Regions from separate parts of the Mus musculus genome. Here region 2 is linked to region 1. Evidence: chromatin loops called from intact Hi-C (ENCODE). Cell type or tissue: heart. All regions are shown on one strand. Each heading gives the region's core, and the rest is flanking DNA. Links, peaks and the distances in the headings are about the cores only.

What was found. Peaks named below come from ENCODE experiments on the same cell type or tissue, not always from the same donor. Only the 100,000 strongest peaks of a DNase experiment are listed, where the experiment ranks them.
Region 2: it touches region 1 in a loop (2.9-fold over the local background); 4 of 42 quality-filtered maps call a loop at or near these places.

Annotation. Positions count from the first base shown.
Region 1 is chr7:12,475,114-12,480,624 of GRCm38, reverse strand. It overlaps Zfp606 (zinc finger protein 606), which reads right to left and starts at 2,320. Exons shown (of 7, transcript NM_026112.4): 1 at 1,919-2,320; 2 at 879-961; 3 at 134-190. The coding sequence starts at 909. In heart, for the core only: a CTCF peak has its summit at 2,370; DNase peaks (open chromatin) are centred at 2,094 and 2,344; H3K4me3 peaks cover 1,790 bases; H3K27ac peaks cover 1,542 bases.
Region 2 is chr7:13,028,379-13,033,069 of GRCm38, reverse strand. It overlaps Trim28 (tripartite motif-containing 28), which reads right to left. Exons shown (of 17, transcript NM_011588.3): 7 at 4,516-4,662; 8 at 4,292-4,406; 9 at 4,083-4,189; 10 at 3,946-3,982; 11 at 3,818-3,863; 12 at 3,475-3,727; 13 at 3,075-3,394; 14 at 2,864-2,987; 15 at 2,695-2,781; 16 at 2,478-2,615; 17 at 2,038-2,381. The coding sequence ends at 2,208. It overlaps Chmp2a (charged multivesicular body protein 2A), which reads left to right. Exons shown (of 6, transcript NM_026885.3): 3 at 249-428; 4 at 505-635; 5 at 720-781; 6 at 868-1,064. The coding sequence ends at 995. Among named protein-coding and RNA genes, the nearest start is that of Chmp2a, 4.1 kb to the left of the region's middle. In heart, for the core only: a CTCF peak has its summit at 1,729 (motif pointing right); no DNase peak of the experiment used is centred there.

The sequences.
Region 1 (5,511 bases), core at 623-4,622:
AGAGCGGGACTACAAGCTCCCGTTCTAAAGAACCACTGGGTCACCAGCTCTGACCTCAGCTATGGCAGATCACTGAAGGAAGACGTTAGTACATGGCACCCGACACAGCTGAGGGTACAGGTTCTTGACTCACCCCAGGAGACAGAAGGCTCAGGAGCTGCCATCCCCCAAGACTGGTCCATGAGGGTACCTACAGAGAAGGATCAGATTATGACTGTGGTACAAAACAGTGACTAAATGTAACACAAGAAAAAAGGAGCATGACAAAGTCCTACACAGAACCCAAGGGCATCTAAAAAACAATCCAACATAAGCTGGATCTGCATAGGAGACACCTGTAGACTGTAGACTATGATCTAACAACAAGGCAATGAAAAACAGAACCCTCTGAATGGCTGAATACGTTTCTGATAAGATGTATCACCACCTAATTCTTAATTTTAAGTAGGATACTGCCTTGATGTCTATGGTGATGAAAACAAAGATAAAACTATCACATATCATTATTAACATTGTTTTAAAAATACAGATTAATATTAATAAGTGAAATACAGTATTAACGGTGAAAAACACAAGAGAACTAAAAACATTTTGACTGTATATATTGTCTTCAAAAGAGTTCTATGAGTTACTAGAATATCTTATAGAGGTCCGTTTTAGAAGCTGACTATCAAATATACAAAACTTACCTTGTTGTTTACGAATACATTTCCTCTTAACGACTACCCTGTTCTAATTTTGTACCAAGACAGCTAGACTGTCTATTATCTCCCAAAGCTGGCAGCCCTTTCTCAGCCCTGACCTACAGTAAGCCTCCTGTAGGGAAAGGTGCAGAGGAAAAAAAAAAAAAAAAAAAAAAAAGCAAGATTTGGACTCACCCCAGGAGGGCCATGGGTTGATGGCAGCCATTCCTGAGGATTAACCAGCCAGGGTCCTGCCCAGGAGCACTGCAAGTATCAGCCTAGAGACAAAGCGAAGAAAAAAAAAAAAAAAAAAAAAGGCAAAATTGGTCCAGTCTCACAAAAAGTCCAGCGAGAACAAAAACAAAGAGAACACATCCACAAAGTTAACAAGACCCCTAAGAAGCATGATAAAAACAAACAAACAAAAAAACCGCGCGCGCACACACACACAAACACACACACACACATTGTGCAGTAAGTGGAGCACAAGTAATACCAGCAATGGGGAGGCAGACAGGAGAATCCCTGGGAATTTCTGACAAGTCAATAGAGTGGAATTAGAAGCTTCCTGGTTCAGAAAGAGACCCTGTCTCAAAGCCAAGATAGAGAGCCACTGAAGAAGATACCTAATACTAACCACATAGTTATCACTGACACAGACACACTTTGGGATAAAGTGTGATCGTCTGCAAAGGTTAAAGCCAAACAACAGCCATCACCACCTGCAAGATCTTCCAGACTCAAGCCCATCGATCCCCTCTCCCCTCCCGTAGTCGCGTCAGAGACAAAAAAAAAAAAAAAAAAAAAAAAAAAAGTCTAGAGTCAGACCCCACAAATGCATGGATTCCGGGTCTTTGTGTGAGGTCCGCAACCGCTTGGTACTGAGTTTGGTACTAAGCACTGGCACACTTACAGAGAGAGACTCAGATACCCTAGGATTTGAGTCAAACAAAGCTCAAGGCAAGCAAGTTGTAAGAATCCTACACCCCCCCCCCCCCCCCCCATAACTCAAGGCAAGCAAGTTGCAAGAACCATGCACGCACACCCTAACGGGACAGCACACACACACCCTCTTGTCACTTCAAATTTAAAAGAACCTGAGCCTTTCCCAAGTCAGGTTTGACGCCCTTTACAGATCTTTGCTTGGAAGGGACCGGTTAAGAGCCTGGCTCTCCTTCAGGGCCTCCGCAACCAGGTCGCTCCAGGCGCTGGTTTCAGCAAGCTTCCCGCCTTACCTGGCTCGCGGCCACTGGCCCTGATTGCACTGCGGCTGAGCTGGCTCGGGGCTGCTGCACCGAGCGTCTGGCTTCTGTCCTGCACCGAGACAACGTCCCAGGCCTGGCCGACTCGGCCCACTAGGGCCGGCCTTTCCCAGTCTGTAGAAACAGCGCACCCAGACCCGGGACCTGGAGGGTCGAGGGCAATGGGGGCACCGAGTCGGCGAGAGAAGAGAAGGCACCCGTTGCACCCCGGCACTGAGCCAGCCCTGGCCGCAGGCGCCGCTTCTCCGTGGCCGTTCCAACGACCTGCCAGGCTCTCCGTGACAACGACATCGGTAGCCCTTCGGTCCGGAATAAGGCCTTACTTTGGCCGCGGACAATGGCGGCCGCACCCCCCAGAGTCGACCAGGACACACCGCGAGGACTATTGGGAGTTGTAGTTTCAAAGAGACGCGCTTCTCGCTGCTACCGGAAGTCGGCCAAGGCCATTTTCAGAGCCTATTCTTCCCAAGTACCGCTCTTGAAGCACCCAGACTCTTAGGTTCCGCTTGTTTCCGAGGCCTAGAAGGGCGGTGGTTCTCTCATTTGCCATCACTCCCCAGGTGATGACAGCAGGATAGTTTGGTAGGCCAGGACCTCAGTTTGAGTCTCAGTAAAATTGCAGCTCAAGCAAGGTAGCTACTTTAAAGTCGGAGCTTGATGAGGGTGAGTGATCTCTAGGAAGCACTTCCCTCAACCTTGACAAAATTGAGAACGTGGTTGTTATTATACCTTTATTTTATTTTTAGACGAAGAACATAATTCTGACTGGCCCCTTGCATATGATTGTTGGAGATTAAATTTCAATGCATGAGTTTTGGAGGTGACAAAAATATACAAACCATAATCTTTATCTTCATTTTTGTTTCCTGATGCCTTTAGATCAAATATGACATGAGAGTTCAAACTTGAACAGAGCCATCAAGTCTTATTTTGGAACGTAAATTCATATCCTGTTTTATACTGACATACTGAATTTTTTGAAACTGGCATTAAGTGATTGAATTTCATAAAATTTACCATCTTTAAAAGACAATAAAGGTTCTTTATTATCAGTCCCTGAAAATGTAAAGTGATAGCTTTGAACTAACTTTTCCCCTTTCCTTTTGTCTCTTGGTCTTAAGAAACGTCAGTTGCAAAAGGCATAGTAACTTGCAGTTTGAGACACTTCTTTGCTAGTATTTCTTGAGCAAATACATGTATCATTACTAAACCCTAAGAAACTGCAAATTTCTTTCTTCCATACAGTTACAAGAACAGAGAGATTTTCTGCACAGACTTAAAATAACAAAGTCAAAGATCTTTAGGTAGTATTAGTATAAAGAAAACAAAACAGGGTGTTTGGATTGAGATTTTGGGGAGAGGCACTCAGAGGTGGCTGGTATCCAAAAGTGATATTGTGTTCAGATCTGAAAGAAAAGAAACCACCTAGTGACTGTATGAGGAAGACATCTTTAAGCATAGAGAACAGCAAGTGTTAAGGCCTCAAAGCCAAATTGGCCTTTTCCTGTTAGAGGAGATTGGAGTCTAGGAGTAGGAGTGAAATGAGATGAGCTTCAGGGTACAGAGGCAGCATCAGGGGGTGGTGCATTAAGGTGGTTTGAGGAAACTGAGGCAAGTCCCATTGTTCTCTAAGTTGTGAACTATGGTTTGAATTTTATTCAGGTAACAAGAGGAAGCCAGTGAAGGACATGTAGAGACCTGATATGAAAATCTAAAGAGTAAGAGACTACCAATGCCAGCTCTATTATACTATACCCAGCAAAACTTTCAATCAGTAGAGATTGAGAAAAAAAGATATTATTTATTATTAGATATTTTCTTCATTTACATTTCAAATGCTATCAAAAAAGTCCCCTATACCCTACCCCCGTCCTGCTCCCCTACCCACTCACTCCCACTTCTTGGCCCTGGCTTTCCCTGTACTGGGGCATATAAAGTTTGCTAGACCAAGGGGCCTCTCTTCCCAATGATAGCCAACTAGGCCATCTTCTGCTACATATGCAGCTAGAGAATGAGTTCTGAGGGTACTGATTACTTCATATTGTTGTTCCACCTATAGGGTTGCAGACCCCTTCAGATCTTGGGTACTTTCTCTAGCTCCTCCATTGGGGGCCCTGTGTTCCATCCTATAGATGACTGTGAGTATCCACTTCTGTATTTGCCAGGCACTGGTAAAGCCTCACAGGAGAGAGCTATATCAGGGTCCTTTCAGCAAAATCTTGCTGGCATATGCAATAGTGTCTGCATTTGGTGGCTGATTATGGGATGGATTCCCGGGTGGGGCAGTCTCTGTATGGTCCATCCTTTCATTTTAGCTTCAAACTTTGTCTTTGCAACTCCTTCCATGGATATTTTATTCCCTATTCTAGGGAGGAATGATGTATTCACAAGTTGGTCTTCCTTCTTGAATTTATTGTGTTTTGGAAGTTGTATCTTGGGTATTCTAGGTTTCTGGGCTAATATCCACTTATCACTGAGTGCATATCAAGTGACTTCTTTTGTGATTGGGTTACCTCACTCACGATGATATCCTCCAGATACATCCATTTGCCCAAGAATTTCATAAATTCATTGTTTTTAATAGCTGAGTAGTACTCCATTGTGTAACTGTACCACATTTTCTGTATCCATTCCTCTGTTTAGGGACATCTGGGTTCTTTCCAGCTTCTGGCTATTATAAATAGGGCCGATATGAACATAGTGGAGCATGTGTCCTTATTACCAGTTGGAACATCTTCTGGGTATATGCCCAGGAGAGGTATTGCTGGATCTACTGGTAGTACTATGTCCAGTTTTCTGGGGGAACCTCCAGACTGACTTCCAGAGTGGTTGTACAAGCTTGCAATCCCACCAGCAATGGAGGAATGTTCCTTTTTCTCCACATCCTCGCCAGCATCTGCTGTCACCTGATTTTTTGATCCTAGCCATTCTGACTGGTGTGAGGTGGTATCTCAGGGTTGTTTTGATTTGCATTACCCTGATGATTAAGGATGTTGAACGTTTTTTCAAGTGCTTCTCAGCCTTTCACTATTCCTCGGTTGAGAATTCTTTGTTTAGCTCTGTACCCCATTTTTAATGGGGTTATTATTAATGGGAAATTTCTGGAGTTCAGCTTCTTGAGCTCTTTGTATATGTTGGATATTAGTCCCCTAGCAGATTTCGGATTGGTAAAAATTCTTTCCCAATCTGTTGGTGACCTTTTTGTCTTATTGACAGTATCTTTTGCCCTACAGAAGCTTTGCAATTTTATGAGGCCCCATTTGATCTTACAGCACAGGCAATTGCTGTTCTGTTTAGGAATTTCCCCCCTGTGCCCATATCTTTGAGGCTTTTCCCCACTTTCTCCTCTATAAATTTCAGTGTCTCTGGTTTTGTGTGGAGTTCTTTGATCAACTTAGACTTGAGCTTTGTACAAGGAGATAAGAATGGATCAATTCACATTCTTCTACATGATAACCACGAGTTGTGCCAGCACCATTTTTTGAAAATGCTGTCTTTCTTCCACTGGATGGTTTTAGCTCCCTTGTCAAAGATCAGGTTACCATAGGTGTGTGGGTTCATTTCTG
Region 2 (4,691 bases), core at 1-4,000, 550 kb before region 1:
TCTGTACATTGAAGGAAATAGGTACTGAGCCTAGGCCTTTTATATACACATTCCTATACTTAGGTTAGTAGCCAATGCCTATAGTCCCCTCATTAAGGGAGGTTTGAGGCAGAATTGTCAGTAGGAGGCTACTTTGGGCTATATATGGGCTGAGGAGTGATATCCCTAAGAGAGGGGTGAGATTTTGGAGGGGCAAGTGACCTTAAGTATAACCTCACAGCGTCATCCTTCTCTTGCCCACTCGGCAGGATGCTGTTCGAATCATGGCAAAAGACCTGGTGCGTACCCGGAGATATGTACGCAAGTTTGTGTTGATGCGGGCCAACATCCAAGCTGTGTCCCTCAAGATACAGACTCTAAAATCCAACAACTCAATGGCACAAGCCATGAAGGGTGTTACTAAGGCCATGGGCACTATGAACAGACAGGTTTGTCCCTCCCAATCCACTTTCCCATCCCCATTGACCTTCAAGCAGGTCACTTACCCTCCCTGCCTTCTTCCAGCTGAAATTACCCCAGATCCAGAAGATCATGATGGAGTTTGAACGGCAGGCAGAGATCATGGACATGAAGGAAGAAATGATGAATGACGCAATTGATGATGCCATGGGTGATGAGGAAGATGAAGAGGAGAGGTGTGAGACTTTGACAGGAAGGCAGGGATATTTACCAGGACCCTTACCCATTCGTAGTCCTGATGAGTTCTTTTTCTTTCCTAGTGATGCTGTTGTGTCCCAGGTCCTGGATGAGCTGGGACTGAGCCTCACAGATGAGCTGTCAAGTGAGTGTTCCAAATCCACCTATTTTCCCACCCAAAGCTCAGCCACAACACAAAGCACAGCCCTTGACCCTCAACTCTCTCTGCAGACCTTCCCTCCACTGGAGGCTCACTCAGTGTGGCAGCTGGTGGGAAGAAAGCAGAGGCCACAGCCTCAGCCCTGGCTGATGCTGATGCAGACCTGGAAGAGAGGCTCAAGAACCTTCGCAGGGACTGAAAACACCCCACCCCAACTCAGTGCATCCTGTCCCCCTGTAATAAAGAAATTTGGACACTAATTTACCAAGGCTGTGAGCTTATGACTAGTGACAATGGGACCCAAATTCCAGGCTCGAGTGAAGATGATTGTGCTTAATACAAAAGGCTCTGAGCACGCTCAGGTGCAGGCTCCACACTAGGGCCACCAGTTAGCAAGTTAAACCAGTGACCCAAGTGGGCGCAGCATCCAGTTAATGCATATATACCTCTCCACCTAACACATACTAACCAAACAATCCATGGCAACAGATGAGATTTAAAGTGGTAACTGTCCACCAACTTGGGATATGAAACTCAGTTATGGGTCATAGAAAGGAATGCTATGCTAAATTTGAGTGCTAATGCACACCTTTAATCCTGGCACTCTAGAGGTAGATCTGAGTTAAAAGCCAGCCTCATTTACAGATGTCCAGGATAGCCAGACAATGTCTGTAAAAACAACCCTTTGAGGGGGGCTCAGCGCTTTAAAAGCACTGACTGCTCTTCCAAAGGTCATAAGTTCAAATCCCAGCAACCACATGGTGGCTCACAACCATCTGTAATGAGATCTGATGCCCTCTTCTTGGAGTGTCTGAAGAAATAATATTTAAAAAAACAAAAAAACCCTTTGAGAATCTCACACAACCCACTTTGATTAAATGTAAGCAGTTGATTAAATGTAAGCAGTTAAGTTGCTTCGTGTCTAAATTTGTATCTGGCCACTGGGAGGCACTGCACACCTGAGGCCTCCATCCAAACTCTGTCTCAGAGTTTCTCTGTATAGCCCTGGCTCCTGGAACTCACTTTGTAGACCAGGCTGGCCTGGAACTCAGAAATCCGGCTGCCTCTGCCTCCCAAGTGCTGGGATTAAAGGCGTGCACCACCACGCCGGGCTCCATCCAAGTCTTACCAAGGACAGTGTACAAATGTTTCACCTGGCCAAAAAGAGGGAAGTAAGGTCACCTGTAGAATGAGTCTTAAAACCTCAGGAACAGTCCCCAGACAGCTGAGGCATGAGCAACTGACTCAGTGAAGTTTTTATTAAATCCACAGAAGTAAAAACCATTTTGTGAAGAGGGACTGAGGGGACGATGGGGCCAGCAAGAACAGGAGTCAGGCCACCAAAGGACAGGGTATGGGGTGAAAATACAGAGACCAGAGCTGGACTGGGCTGACCACAAGAGCCCCAGCTTCAGGGGCCATCACCAGGGCCAGAGAGCTCCTGAGAACTTAGGCCAGCACTGGGAAGGTTCAATGGTGGTGGTTCTACCAGCACAGCAGAAAACTTGGTGTCACCAAAGGCATCATTCATGCGTGTCTCAAAGAAGCGCTGCAAGCCGATGATGGACTGAACATCTGCCTTGTCCTGTTCCAATTAAGAATACACACGTGAGTGGGTCCTGGCTTTTCTTTCCCCTGCCTGCTATACTCCCCCACCCCCGGCTTCATTCTGCAGGCTCACCTCAGTCAGCTTGTTGAACTGTTTGAACATGCGGCCCACATCTTGAGCAAACTCCTGGGGGGAGCTATAAGGAGGTGACAGCTTCTCTTGGAGGCGAGCACGAATCAAGGTCAGGTCTAGGGTACCACCAGGCTGCTCCTGTAGGGAGAGACAACATAGACATTGAGGGGGGTCACCACCTCTTGGCACCTGCAACCTCTCCTGTTCTGGGACTTACCATGGAGAATGTAGAGTCGGTAGCCAGCTGATGCAAGGGACGGCATGGTTCATGGCAGAACAGGGCCAGGAGAACACGCTCACATTTCTAGACAATACAAGAGATATCAGAGTTGTAGCTTGGAAAGCTTCAGCTACTGGGCCACACAACACATGCATTCAGCTCTTACCCGCTGGTTGGCTGGTGAGAGTTTAGCTACCACACCAGTGCTATCTGCTCCATCCAGGCTGAGGCTTCCATCTTCCTCCTTTAGGTCAGGGAGCACGTGGCAGAGTGAGCAACTCCATTCCTCCCTAGGATGAGGAAGATTAGGAAATGTAAAAGATGACAACCAGCTCTCTCTCCACAATCTATCTGATCCTGCCCAGCCTCACACATACCCTGGAACATCCTGCAGGGCAGGGAGGTGGCAATCCAGGTGGAAGCAAAATTCGCACTGGTTACACATGACCAGGTCACCTGGTTTCTGGCAGACACGGCAGATAGTGGCACTGTCATCCAGGATACCTGGCCCACTTACTGGGGCTGAGGTAACCTCAGGAGCCACCACCTCCAAGCCTGAGCTGGTACTGCCACTAGGTGAAGCTAGACGAGGTCCCTCGGCACCAGGACCTTCAGTCAGAGGCATCAACACAGGCTTGGTTTCAGGACCCTCGGGGGCAGCCGGGGGAGCTCCAATAGCAGCTTCTGTCTCTTCTTCCTATAAGACAGTTTGATTCTTAGTATCAAAATCTTAGGGTGACAGGTTTCACTCTCTAAGGACCATCCTGTACATCTTACCTTGACAATGGCCATGCCAGGAAGGGGTGGGGCACCAGGGGCTCCTGGTGGCACAGTCCCAGCCTGACCAGCAGCTGCTGCAGCAGCACCACGCTCAATAACAATCAGATTGTAGTCCTCAGTAGTGCTTCCAGGAAAGACCTTGAAGACTGGTGGCTGGCTGTCAGAGGTGAGGTCCAGATCCAGGCGTTCAAGGCTCACACGTGGCACCTTCCTTAAGAGGCCACTTACCTCTCCCTCACCAGAGCGGGACCTGTTAAGTGTATCTTGTCATGAGCTCACATATATTCCTACCACACCAATACTGTACCCACCTGCTACTTCAATGGGCTGCCACACTTACCGCTTCATGCCTGATACATGCGGCTCTGCACTTGAATAGGGATCATCTGCTCAGAAGACAAAAGAGTTGGCAGAAAAGACAGAGACGGGGTACTCACCCAGCCCAATTTCCAAGGCACAACTACTTACCTGACCCAAAGCCATATCCCTCTTGTACTTCCATGGGCTAGAGACAGAACAGAACATGTGCCATCAGCAAGGTACAGTAGCCCCCATGGCCCTCATTCTCACTCATTCCCTCTCCTTTGTTTCTCTCCCCAGCTCACCTGGCTACTGCCAGAACCTTGCTTGCTTAGAGGGCCTGGGGCTCTTGGAGGAGCCATGGGCCCAGGACCTGTGGAGTTCGTACCAGGACGCTCAGCCACAATCTTGCCTGAATGAAGATAAGAGAATTCCCATTGGGCACAATAATAAATACTGCCTCACCTCAAATGCTCCCATGGTCCAAGCAAAAAAAAAGGGCTAAGCAACCTACCAAAGGCTTCAGCACTCTTGGTCCAGGCATTGAGATCCCACTGAAACTTCATCTCACCATGAGGCTCCACAGGATCCACAATCATTTTGAGGGCCCGATGCAGCTGGAAATAGATCTAATGGGGGAGAGGGTGCAAAAATATGGCATATGAGCATACTTGGCAACTTATAAGGTCTTAAGGTGCTGAGGGGCCACCTAGCTGAATGAAGCCCACCACTACACACCAGCTTCTTAGAGAGCAAGAGAGCTGTATTGTTATCACTCTCCAGAGCCCAAGAGGCAAAACGCAAAATGTGTTCCTGGTGCTTCTGAATTTTGGTCATGGTCCAGTGCTGGCGCTCCAGACGTTCCTGCTGACCCTCGGTCACCTTCTGCAATTCAAGGAAAACAGTCTCGTTAG